2 separate regions of the Homo sapiens genome follow, and region 1 is linked to region 2. The links are chromatin loops, found by intact Hi-C in ENCODE. Cell type or tissue: CD4-positive, alpha-beta T cell. All regions are shown on one strand. Each heading gives the region's core, and the rest is flanking DNA. Links, peaks and the distances in the headings are about the cores only.

Region 1 (5,381 bases), core at 326-5,325, 1.4 Mb after region 2:
TCCATGTACCATGTTAGAGAGATGTCTGGTCTGAGCCAACCCAAACTAAAAATCACATGTAAGACTCACATTTACAACTCTGGAGCCCTTAAGTGGGCAGACCAGACAAGCAATCTTTTCTTAGAATGTTTAAAACAGCTGTTCCCAACTAGTTGTGCTTCATTATTATATTTCCACCCATAAGTAGGTATATGTCCATACAAAACTCAATTTGGGAGATCAGAGCTTGCCTCTCTTACTGAGACATCTGATGCTTTTGAGGGAGGTGTCCATCTCAATGTTGCTTCTCATCCCAAGACTCACTCTCCCCAGTCCCAGCAATTCCATGTGATACATTGTCAATAGCTGTAACAAGGATAGTTACAATTTACGCTGCATTTAGTATCTGAAGTATGTGTCCTTGTTTTAAAGTAATGACTTTGATTTACTGCTTTCTGAATTCCCATAATAACTCTTTGACATATATTTAATCATCCTGATTTTATATTTTAAGAATTTCAGTTCAAGACTTTAAGCTTCTTTTCTAAAGTCGAATAGCCAGGAGATGGGGGACCTGGTGTCTGCTGTCTGTGATGTAGTCATTTCCGTGCTTGGTGTTGGTGTGATGCTTGGGTTTTACTACCAATTCCTTTTGTGGGTTTTTTTTTTTTTTTTCCTTGTGGGCACCTCCAGCACTGAGATTCTGCTTTTATGTCCTGCCTTTTATGGACTGCCGTTCACACACTACTCCAACTTGCAGAGTGCTCCTACAGCGTTGCCTATCTCAGAGGCAGGGCCACCTCATGTTTGGCTGGTCCCAAGGAAAGGATGCAAATGTAAGGCCCACATTCCACTTGTCTAAATATTTTAATTTATAAGCCAAGTTAACTAATCATTTAATTAAATATGTTTAATCCTCCTACCTTGACAAATATACAAAAAAGACCAGAGAGGCTACATTTCAGTTCAGAATGATCAAATTCCTCAGCCAGAACCTGGAGGTGCCAGAAGAGAAGGGTCCTGGAGCCCAGCAAGCCACCTGTCGGCTCCATTCTCTCCTGCGAAGGGCCTCACACATTCACCACCCCCAGCCTAGGAGTGTGCACAGTATAATGCTAGCCACCCCAGAGAGGGCAGGTCTAGAGAAAAAGCCTGTAGGGGACTTGGGGAAGGGCTGGGAGGCCATGTGGGTGAATAATTCTGGGATCTGGGCACCACCTGTATCACTGGCTGGGAGGGGAAGATGCTAATTCTGGGGACATGTTCCACTGGCCCCATGGGCACATCCTCGATGGCAAGGGGCCTCCAGAAATTAGTCCAGTGTGGGGTCTTAGATGGGTCTAAAGGCAATACTCTTTGGGGTTTCTCCAAACTTTGGCTTCTTTCATTGAAGACCATTGAAGTAATGAGGAACCTCTGGGTCAAACGCCAGACAAGTTGTCTTGCAGCAAGGCAAGCTGGTCTGCTAGAGCCAGTGCCCTACAACCCTACAACCCTTTAGAATTGTTTCCTTCCTAGTATCCAGTGCTTTTCTGTAGATATGAGCCATCCATTCACAGAGGCTGTGGTGTGAACATTCATTCTCTAAAATAGGACACCTTTCCCAGGATCTCATGTATTTTATTTTAAAAGAATCTGCAATTTAAACCAAAGGAATAAATTTGCTAATCATGGAATTTCTAGCACACTGGAAAAATACATGGGGACAGGAATTTTCTTGATATAAACCTGTACTAGTTTCCTAGAGTTACCATTTCAAAAGGCCACAAATTTGGTAGCTTAGCATGATAAGAATTTATAATATTTACTTAGAGTTGTGGCATACAGGATTCTGAAATTAGGGTGTTGGCAGAACCACGCACCTCCCAGAAGCTCTAGAGGGGAATCCTTCCCTGCCTCTTCAGGCTTCTGGCGGCTCGGGTGTTCCTGGGTTTGTGATCACGCCACTGCAATCTCTGCCCCTGTCTTCATATGGCCGAATCCTCTCTGTCACACATCTCCCTGTGCCTTTCTAAGGACACTGGCCATTGGATTTAGAACTCACCTGGATAATACAGGATGAGCTCATCTCAGGATTCTTAACTTCATTACGTCTTCAAATACCTTTTGTTTTCTTTTCTAAATTAGGTCACATTCACGGGTTCTATGTGGACATATTTTGGGAGGGCTTCCATTAACTCACTATGAAATTCTCATGCATTCATAAACTAAAGGCAGATGTAGGAAGAGGGAAGTGGTGAGCACTGGAGTCCCTGCTGTGACCTCCTGCCTGTGCGAAGGCCATGACTGTTAGTCCAACATTGCAGACCTCTCGAAACTTGGCAATGCTCCTCATAGGAGAGGAACTTCACGTGTCAAGGAGAGATGGGGAGGGGAGCAACTGCATTTGAGAACATGAAGAGAAGGTTATTGTGACACTTTGCAGGGAAGCTTTAGCCACATTGAAGCAGAGTAAAGAATAAATCTTCTCTCTTTACTTTTCAAGACCCATAATTTCCTCACAACCATACCTGGAGATTAGTTTAGGACCTAAAATCTAAATTGTATTATTTTTCCCTACCCAAAGGAGACACAGAGCTATTAATAATCGACTGCTTATTAAATCTTAAGTATTTTAATAATATTACTCCGTTTTACTTCATTTTTCTTTCCCTTGTAAGAAAAATAACATTCACACCCATTATATAAATGTGAACACTGAGGCCTTGTGATGTTAAGCAACTTGCCAGGATCTCATAGATAGGAATTAGAGGAGCTGAGACACATAGAGTCCATGCTCTTTCTAGCCCGGGAGTCCATCTAGAACAGTCCTGGCCCTCTAAGTTGACTGCCTTAACATGACTGAATTTCCTCCTTTTCTCCTGAAACAGCGGTAAAACATCCTTTAACAGCAGCCAGAGAAGCTTGGGCTGAGGGAATAGATTTTCCTTTTGCTTACACTGTACTGCCATCTAGTGGCTACATAGTTAATTACAAATAATACCTTTTCTGGTGTCTTCATTCTTTTTTTGGGGGGGGTATTGGTAATTAATTGATATTTAAATATTGCTTCTAAACATTGTGATTCTATAAAAATCTACATCAACTTCATTCCTTTGCTTCCATATATGCACGCACCGCTTCTCCTGTACACCTCTCCTACATATGTGTACCCCACTTGGTCATATTTTGTGTAGCAGATAAGTGAGTTAGGCCTACCTTCAGTGCTCAGAATATGACTTGAAACATCCAGAAATTAAAATTGTATGCAAACACACCACATGCTCCCCATCCTCCCTCCTCATGGAACTGTGCTCCTTCGGCATGATCTAAATAAAGCTTGTCCAACCTGTGGCCCACAGGCCATATGCGGCTTAGGACAGCTCTCAATGTGGCCAAATTCATAAAGTTTCTTAAAACATTGTAAGTATTTTTGCAATTTTTTAAGCTCATTAGCTATCGTTAGTGTTAGTATATTTTATGTGTGGCCCAAGACAATTCTTCCAATGTAACCCAGGGAAGCCAAAAGATTGGATACCCCTGGTAAATTGACAGAAATGTTAGGATAGACTTGCTTTTGATCATGTTTTTAGATCTGCATACACAATTTTTGTCCCACCAAAGATGACGTATGCACTAAGCCATGGCAGAACTGCCTCTGGTACTGATTGCCCAGCGCACGTGCTGGAATGAGATCACCCATTGAGGGATGTGTGCTGAGTGCCTCTGTGTACAAGTTGAGCGGAAGGAGGTCTCACCGCCCCATTATAAAATATACATTCTGAAGCTGCAAGACACCAACCAGTGCTAGTATTAATCATCTAATGTGGCTGTTGTAACAAATTACCACAAATTTAGTGGCTTAAAACAACGCACTTTTATTATCTTACTGTTCTGGAGGTCAGAAATTTAAAATAGGTTTCACGGGCCGAAAACCAAGGTGTCGGCATGCTGGTGTCTTCTGGAGGCTCTAGGGGAGCGTCTGTTCCCTCACCTCTTCCGGCCTCTGGAGGTTGTCTGCATTCTTTGGCTTAGGGCCCCTTCTTCTATCTTCAAAACCAGCAACATGGCTCCAGTCCTACTCACATTGCTATCTTTCTGGTTTGCTCTCTTTTGTCTTTCTCTTCTCCACTGAAAAACCCTTGCTGGTTATATTGAGACCACTTACAGTAATCCAGGATAAAGTCCCATCTGCCTATTTTAAGGGTAGCTGATTAACAACCCTAATTCCATCTGTGACCTTAATTCCCCTTTGCCATGGAACATAAGATATTCACAGGTCCCAGGGATTGAGGCTTGGACATCTTTCGTGGTGTGGGTGGGGCATTATTCTGCATACTCAATACTCAAGAGAAGGGAAATCTGGACTGAAGTGTTTCTTGCTGGGCCATGGTGGCGATGGGAGAGGCAAGTTCCACCCAGAGATCATTCTTTCCCTTCTCGCTGCCTCTCCATCTTCACAGACTGCAGAGAGTCTTGTAAGCATGAGGACACACCCACCCTTAGATTCTGCCCACACTTTTTTGGAAGCCACACTTAACAGTAGATAGGAACATAGATTTAGACAGATTTTAATTTAAATCCCAGATTTATTCCTAGATCTAAGAACTTGAGTATATTACTAAGCTCAGTTTCTTCATTATTAAAATGGGTGAAATACCTTCCTCCTAGTATTGTTGCAAGGCTTAAATAAAAGAGTCTCCAAAGAGCACTTAGCAGAGCACATGGCATATATTAGGACCTCATAAAGAAGAGTTTCTGAAAATGAAGGTTTTTCTATTCAATATTTAATGGGAGATTAACTAAACACTTTGCTGATGCTTGGGGAACAAGGGAAGGACAGTGTCTATCCTCACTGAATTAACTCCAAGTGAATGAAAAAAGATTTCATGTGTGAAATTAGAGACCAAGTTACAGCCTATGATAGGTACAGAATTTGCCCAATCATATACCTTTAGGTGCAAGTGCATTTGTAGAGAATGTTGAAGAGAAAGACATAGCCATAAAAAGGAATGAAACAACATTTGCAGCAACTTAGATGGGGTTGGAGGCTGTTATTCTAAGTGAAGTACCTCAGGAATAGAAATTGTATGTTCTCACTTATAAGTGGAGCTAAGCTATGAGGATGCAAAGGCATAAGAATGATATAATGGACTATGGGGTCTTGTGGGGGAGGGTGGGAGGGGGTGTACACTGCTCGGTGACAGGTGCACCCCATGATCACCACTAAATCACCACTAAAGAATTTATCCATGTAATCAAAAACCACCTGTTCCCCAAAAGCGATTGAAACAAAAAGTAAAATAATAAAAATTACAAAAGGAGGAAGATAATCTTTCCTTAATTCTTTCTATTCTTCATTTTCTTGAACATGCATACCCATGTACCTACCTAGGTGAGTATTTCCATACTGTATAAGAATA
Region 2 (5,381 bases), core at 220-5,219:
GAAACTTAGACTCTTAGGGTCCCCACCAGACCTCAGTTTCTTGTTGCAGCCATGTCTCAAATGCATCACTGGGGATGGGTATTGACAGGAAAGCAAAGGCTGAAGTCTCTACCCTGCTGAAAATGCTCCACTGGCTTCCCAGAGACAGCAGAATAAAACCCAGTCTCCTCATTCTGGCCAATATCTTTTTTATTTTTTTGAGAGGGAGTCTCGCTCTGTTACCCAGGCTGGAGTGCAGTGGCATGATCTTGGTTTACTGCAACCTCTGCCTCTCAGGTTCAAGCGATTCTCCTGCCTCAGCCTCCTATCTGGGATTATAGGCACATGCCACCATGCCCTGCTAATTTTTTGAATTTTTAGTAGAGATGGGGTTTCACCATGTTAGCCAGGATAGTCTCCATCACCTGACCTTGTGATTTGGGAGGCCTTGGCATCCCAAAGTGCTGGGATTACAGGCATGAGCCACGGCACCCGCTCTAATGAGATCTTTCATGACCTGTTGCCTTCCCATGTGCTCTCCTTTTTCCCTCTGACTTCCCTGCTGCTGCAGCCACTTTGGTCTTCTTTCGGTTTCTGCAACCTCTTCGCGTGTGGTGCCAGGGAATGCTCTGCCCCAGAACCGTTGTTTGGCTGACTCCTCCTTGCCATTCTGGTCTCAGTTGAGACGTTGCCTGCCCTAAGCGGGCTCTATTGGCTGGCTTCCATTCTAGGCTCCACCATAGGCAGGCTGTGTCATATTCAGCTAGCCCTTAACTGCTCTGTGCCTCATTTTGCTGAGCTGTAAATGGGAATCAGGTTAGCCTTGTTATCATATGGTTACTGTGTTCTGGCTTGCTTTTGTTATAGCACTAAACACTCTTTGAAATTATTTTGTTTGCTGATTTGTTGTCTGTCTCCTCTAGGCTATTAGCAGGTTGAGTAATTGGAACTACATAGAACCCAAAGTTTATTCATTAGGCAGGCAGTGATGGAGCAAAACCTCACAAATGCATCCTCATACATCATCTGGACCCTGGATTCCCCACCTGAGTTGTGAAGGAGTGGGCTACACCCGTGGTTCTGTGTATCAGAATCACCCTGGGGCCTGTTAAAGCTAAAGGTACCAAATAGAATTACCAGACAATCCAGCAATCCCGCTTCTAGGTATATATTCAAAAGAATTGAAGCAGGACCTCAAAGAGATATTTACACATCCACATTCATAGGAAAAAAAAAAAAAGCTGAGAGGCAGAAATAACCCAAGTGTCCATTGACAGATGAATAAACAAACTGTGGTATGTAACACAGATAACTATTGTTCAACCATAAAAAGGGAGGAAATCCTGTCTCATGCTACAACATGGATAAGCTTTGAGGACATTATGCTAAGTGAAATAAGCCAGTCACATAAAGACAATATCGTATGATTATATGAGGTACCTAGAACAGTCAAATTCATAGAAACAGAAAGTGGAATGGTGGTAACTAGGGGCCTGGAGAAGGTGGAAGGGGAGGAGTTGTTTAAAATACAGAGTTTCAGTTTTGCAGGAAGAAAAGTATTTTCTTGATGATGTGAATATACTTAACGCTACTGAACTGTATGCTTGAAAATAGTTAAGATGGTAAGTATGTTATTTTTAAAAATTACAATAAAGGTAGATTAAGTTAAAAAAATAACGATGCGGCACCTAGATTCTGAGTAAATAGATTGGAGTGAGTGGGGCATTGACATTTTCAAAACCTCCCTGGGAGATCCTGACACTGCTTAAAGTTTAAGAAACTCTTGGCCGGGCGCGGTGGCTCACGCCTGTGATCCCAGCACTTTGGGAGGCCGAGGTGGGCGGATCACTTGAGGTCAGGAGACCGACCACTTTAGGTCAGAGTTCAGCCTGGCCAACATGGTGAAACCCCGTCTCTATTAAAAATACAAAAAGTAGCCGGGCGTGGTGGCTTGTGCCTGTAATCCCAGCTAGTCGGGAGGCTGAGGCAGGAAAATTGCTTGAACCCAGGAAATGGAGGTTGAAATGAGCCAAGATCGCGCCATTGCACTCCAGCCTAGGCGACAAGAGCGAAAACTCCCTCTCAAAGAAAAAGGAAAAAAACTCTTAGTTAACACTAGCGTTAACCCCAAAGTTAAAGGTGAGTCTGGTTTGGATTTGGGGCATTTAAAACTTGCATCACCCCTGACATAAAAAGTCTGAATTATGCGGAGAAAAAATGCTCCCCAAATCCTCCTCACGAGCTAATTTTGCCGAACGAATCCGCTTCTCACCTGCATTCGCGCCTCTCGCCGCCTTTCTTTCAGGCGCACAGAGATAAGGTGGGCAGAGGGCACTGGAGCCAGCCCACCGGCGGTTTTACTCCTGGTGTCCACAAGGTGGCAGGCCAGGCACTTGGATTTGCGCAGCCAAGGGCGTGCGCAGCCCGCGGCCGGAAGCGTCCCGGCAGATCGCAGACGGGGTGTTGAGGGACCCCGCGCTTTTGCTTTCTTATGATTTGGGGGCTGGTACCTGGGCTAGAGCTGAAGCCGGCAGGTCAGTTTCCTGGGAGCAGGGGTGTGTCTGTTCTCAGAGAAGGGTTTAAGCCGACTCCCACGTACGCCCTGGAGGCCATAAGAGCATCTCAGAGGCACGCAGGACCTCCAGCGTGTGCACGAGTGTTCAGGGATAATGTGAACAAGCTGTTCTGTTTTTTTTGTTGTTGTTGTTTGTTTGTTGTTGTTTTTGGAGGGCAATGTTTTGGTGATAGTTTTAAATACTAAAAGGTCAAAGGCAGAATAGATGTTTTGTGTGGTTTGAAAACTCCTCAGTGGAGGGCCGAGGACTCCAGTTAACATGCACTTGCTGTTGGATATTTTATGGGCATTTAAAATATATGGACTTGCTCACCCACTTCAGGCTTTGACCCAGCAAGGGGATGCAGTCCATAACAGTAAATGAGTCAGCGAGTGGCCTGGTGACACGTTAGGATGAAAAGTGGAGGGGGAATTTTTATATGCTTTTAATATGCTGTTTGTTCCTACCTCAAGCTAGGACAGTGGTTTCCTGTAGGTACAAAATGCTTGCACGTGGTTTAGGGCTCCTGAAGACACGAGGAGGCAGCCCAAAGAGCAGAGGCTTGGGGTTAGACGGGCACGGGCTGCACCTCCAGCTCAGCCTCCCACCAGCTGTGGGATTTGAGACTGGTACCTCATCCTGGCTGAACCTGAGTTCACTCCTCTGTGCGATGGGGATGAGAATCCTGGGGTGGGGTGAGGAGTAAAGGAAATGCAGTTCGTCTGTTCCCTCTTTTAGCACACACAACTTCACCACCTGTGTGCCAGGCACAAGAAGGTTCTGAGGATGCTAAGGCAATCAGGCATGGTGATGCCTCCCAGGCAGATATGCTGAGGGGTGTTTTCAGTTCAGCAAGAGAGACAGGGGTCTGCATGGGGTGCCCCGGGCTGGGGACTGGCAGGGGAGGCAGCAGGACGAAGGCAGGCAGAATTAGCGGGTGTGGATGTTCAGGGAAGGAGCGGAGAGAAACATAGATCAAGCCAAGGTAGCAGATTGGAGACCAGGGGGTTTGGAGTGTACACTATTTGCCATCATAAATAGAATTATTTACCATGATTTTAAATAATGGAGAGATTTCTCTTGAAATTCCAGGTCCTCAGCTTCCCTGGAAAAAAATAGACATGGCTACACCGAATCAGTATTTCCACATCAAACAATGGTCTGAAACTATGTAGTGGTTGCCTTTCTACAGTGTATAGACTGCAGTCCCCACCACACCCTATTGCACACCCAACTCTACCTGCTTCCCTTGTTGACTTTTAGTCCTTGCTTCTGTGCGGAGCAGCTGCACACAGTGGGTCCTTAATACCTGTTGTTTCCCTTCACTTCTTGAGGGCCCAGATGGCCTCACAGGTGGCTTAGAAGAATAAAGGAGCCATAGGTGTAGTCAGGATTCCATTTACTGGGTCTTCTCTTTCACTTCAGGGGTCTTTTCACCTTTGCAGTGAACTTCTGGCCACACAGCTAGGTGTTTGGTGAATGTCAGGGAGGCTTGCTGAAGTTACAGTTTGTAGGGCATTTTTTGTCAGCCATGCTTGGCTCACTTGAGAGAACCACATGCAAATCCCTCTCCAAAGCACCATTTCCCCATGAATAATAGAAGACTGTTTTTGGGAGGATGGAGACCCTGTAGTTCTGTAATAATAGCATTTTCATGAAGGAAAATCACAGCCTCACCATGAGCACAGCTGAGAACATGGAACCTATTATTGAGACATTCTGGTTAAAATAAAGCATTATCCCATAAGATGGGTCTGCCTGTGGGAGTCTTTGGAAAACCAGGTGAGAGGGATTTGCAGGTCCTGCTGGAAATGAGTTGGTAAAAAAACATCCTTCCATCCAAGGATGATTAAACTCAATCATGAGGCTGCTAGGAAGCCCTGGTCTCACCTTCCTAGTGGGAGGCAAAAGTGGATAATTCACTGTCACAAAAGAAAGAGAGGAGTGAGAATGGGGTGAGGGTGGTAAAGTAGAAGAGGGAGGGAGGAAAGATTGCTTCATTGTGGAGTCCAGGCTCACTGGAAGTGTCAGGGGGAATAGCTACAATCAAGGGGTCCTTCTATGGGCTTGAGGGTGGTGCCATTTGTAGAGGACAGTGGGTTGATGTGGTTGTGCCATTGAATGTGGACTGTACCCCGAGTCAGAAACCAAGAGATGGGGAGACAGCTGCTGACAGAGGAGGCTGGGACCAAAGGACTTAGAGGGGAGACAAGCGAGCCCTTCATCCTCAGACAACGCGGGAGGCAGGGGCTGCCCCTTGACCCTCCTCTTATTACTTAACTACCCTTTTGTCCCCGTTACATTAAAAGACATTTTTGTTCTGCAATTTACTGAAACTCAGAAGTATAGAGAATAGTGTTTCCTGCATATTAGAATCACTTGGGGATCTTTTAAAAATTCCAAAGCAGAGTCGCTTTCCCAGACCATGTAAATCACTGTCTCTGTGGGTGGAACACAGGTATCAGTGTCTTTGACACTCCCTGGCTGGTTTTGATGCACAGACAAATGTAGGAACCACTGGCATTCCTGCCTGCTCCTATCACTCAGCCTCCCTCATAACCAACATGTGGCCAGTCTCGCTGATCCCACAGCTTTTGTGTCCTAGATCCCTAATTTTGCCACTGCCCACCCTCCTTCCCAGATTCTTCAGAAACAATACTAGGCTTCATGTTATTTCATTCTTACATGCTTCAATATATAAAAACTTTTTAAAAAGTGTAAAACAACATTATCACTCCCCCCTCCACAAAATGAACAGTATTCCTTAGGATCATCTAATATTCTGCCTGTGATGCTCAGTTTAGCTTTTGAGACATTTATTCCTCTACTTTATCTTTGATTTTAATT

Evidence for each region. Hi-C counts contacts between places; a loop is a spot of excess contacts. Peaks named below come from ENCODE experiments on the same cell type or tissue, not always from the same donor. Only the 100,000 strongest peaks of a DNase experiment are listed, where the experiment ranks them.
Region 1: a loop joins it to region 2, with 13 times the contacts of the local background. A loop is called at or near these places in 76 of 110 quality-filtered maps.

The regions. Positions count from the first base shown.
Region 1 is chr2:137,835,747-137,841,127 of GRCh38, forward strand. No RefSeq gene overlaps it. Among named protein-coding and RNA genes, the nearest start is that of HNMT, 130 kb to the right of the region's middle. In CD4-positive, alpha-beta T cell, for the core only: CTCF peaks have their summits at 2,934 (motif pointing left) and 3,135; a DNase peak (open chromatin) is centred at 2,905.
Region 2 is chr2:136,421,275-136,426,655 of GRCh38, forward strand. No RefSeq gene overlaps it. Among named protein-coding and RNA genes, the nearest start is that of CXCR4, 310 kb to the left of the region's middle. In CD4-positive, alpha-beta T cell, for the core only: a CTCF peak has its summit at 2,327 (motif pointing right); DNase peaks (open chromatin) are centred at 2,377 and 3,047; H3K4me3 peaks cover 927 bases; H3K27me3 peaks cover 728 bases.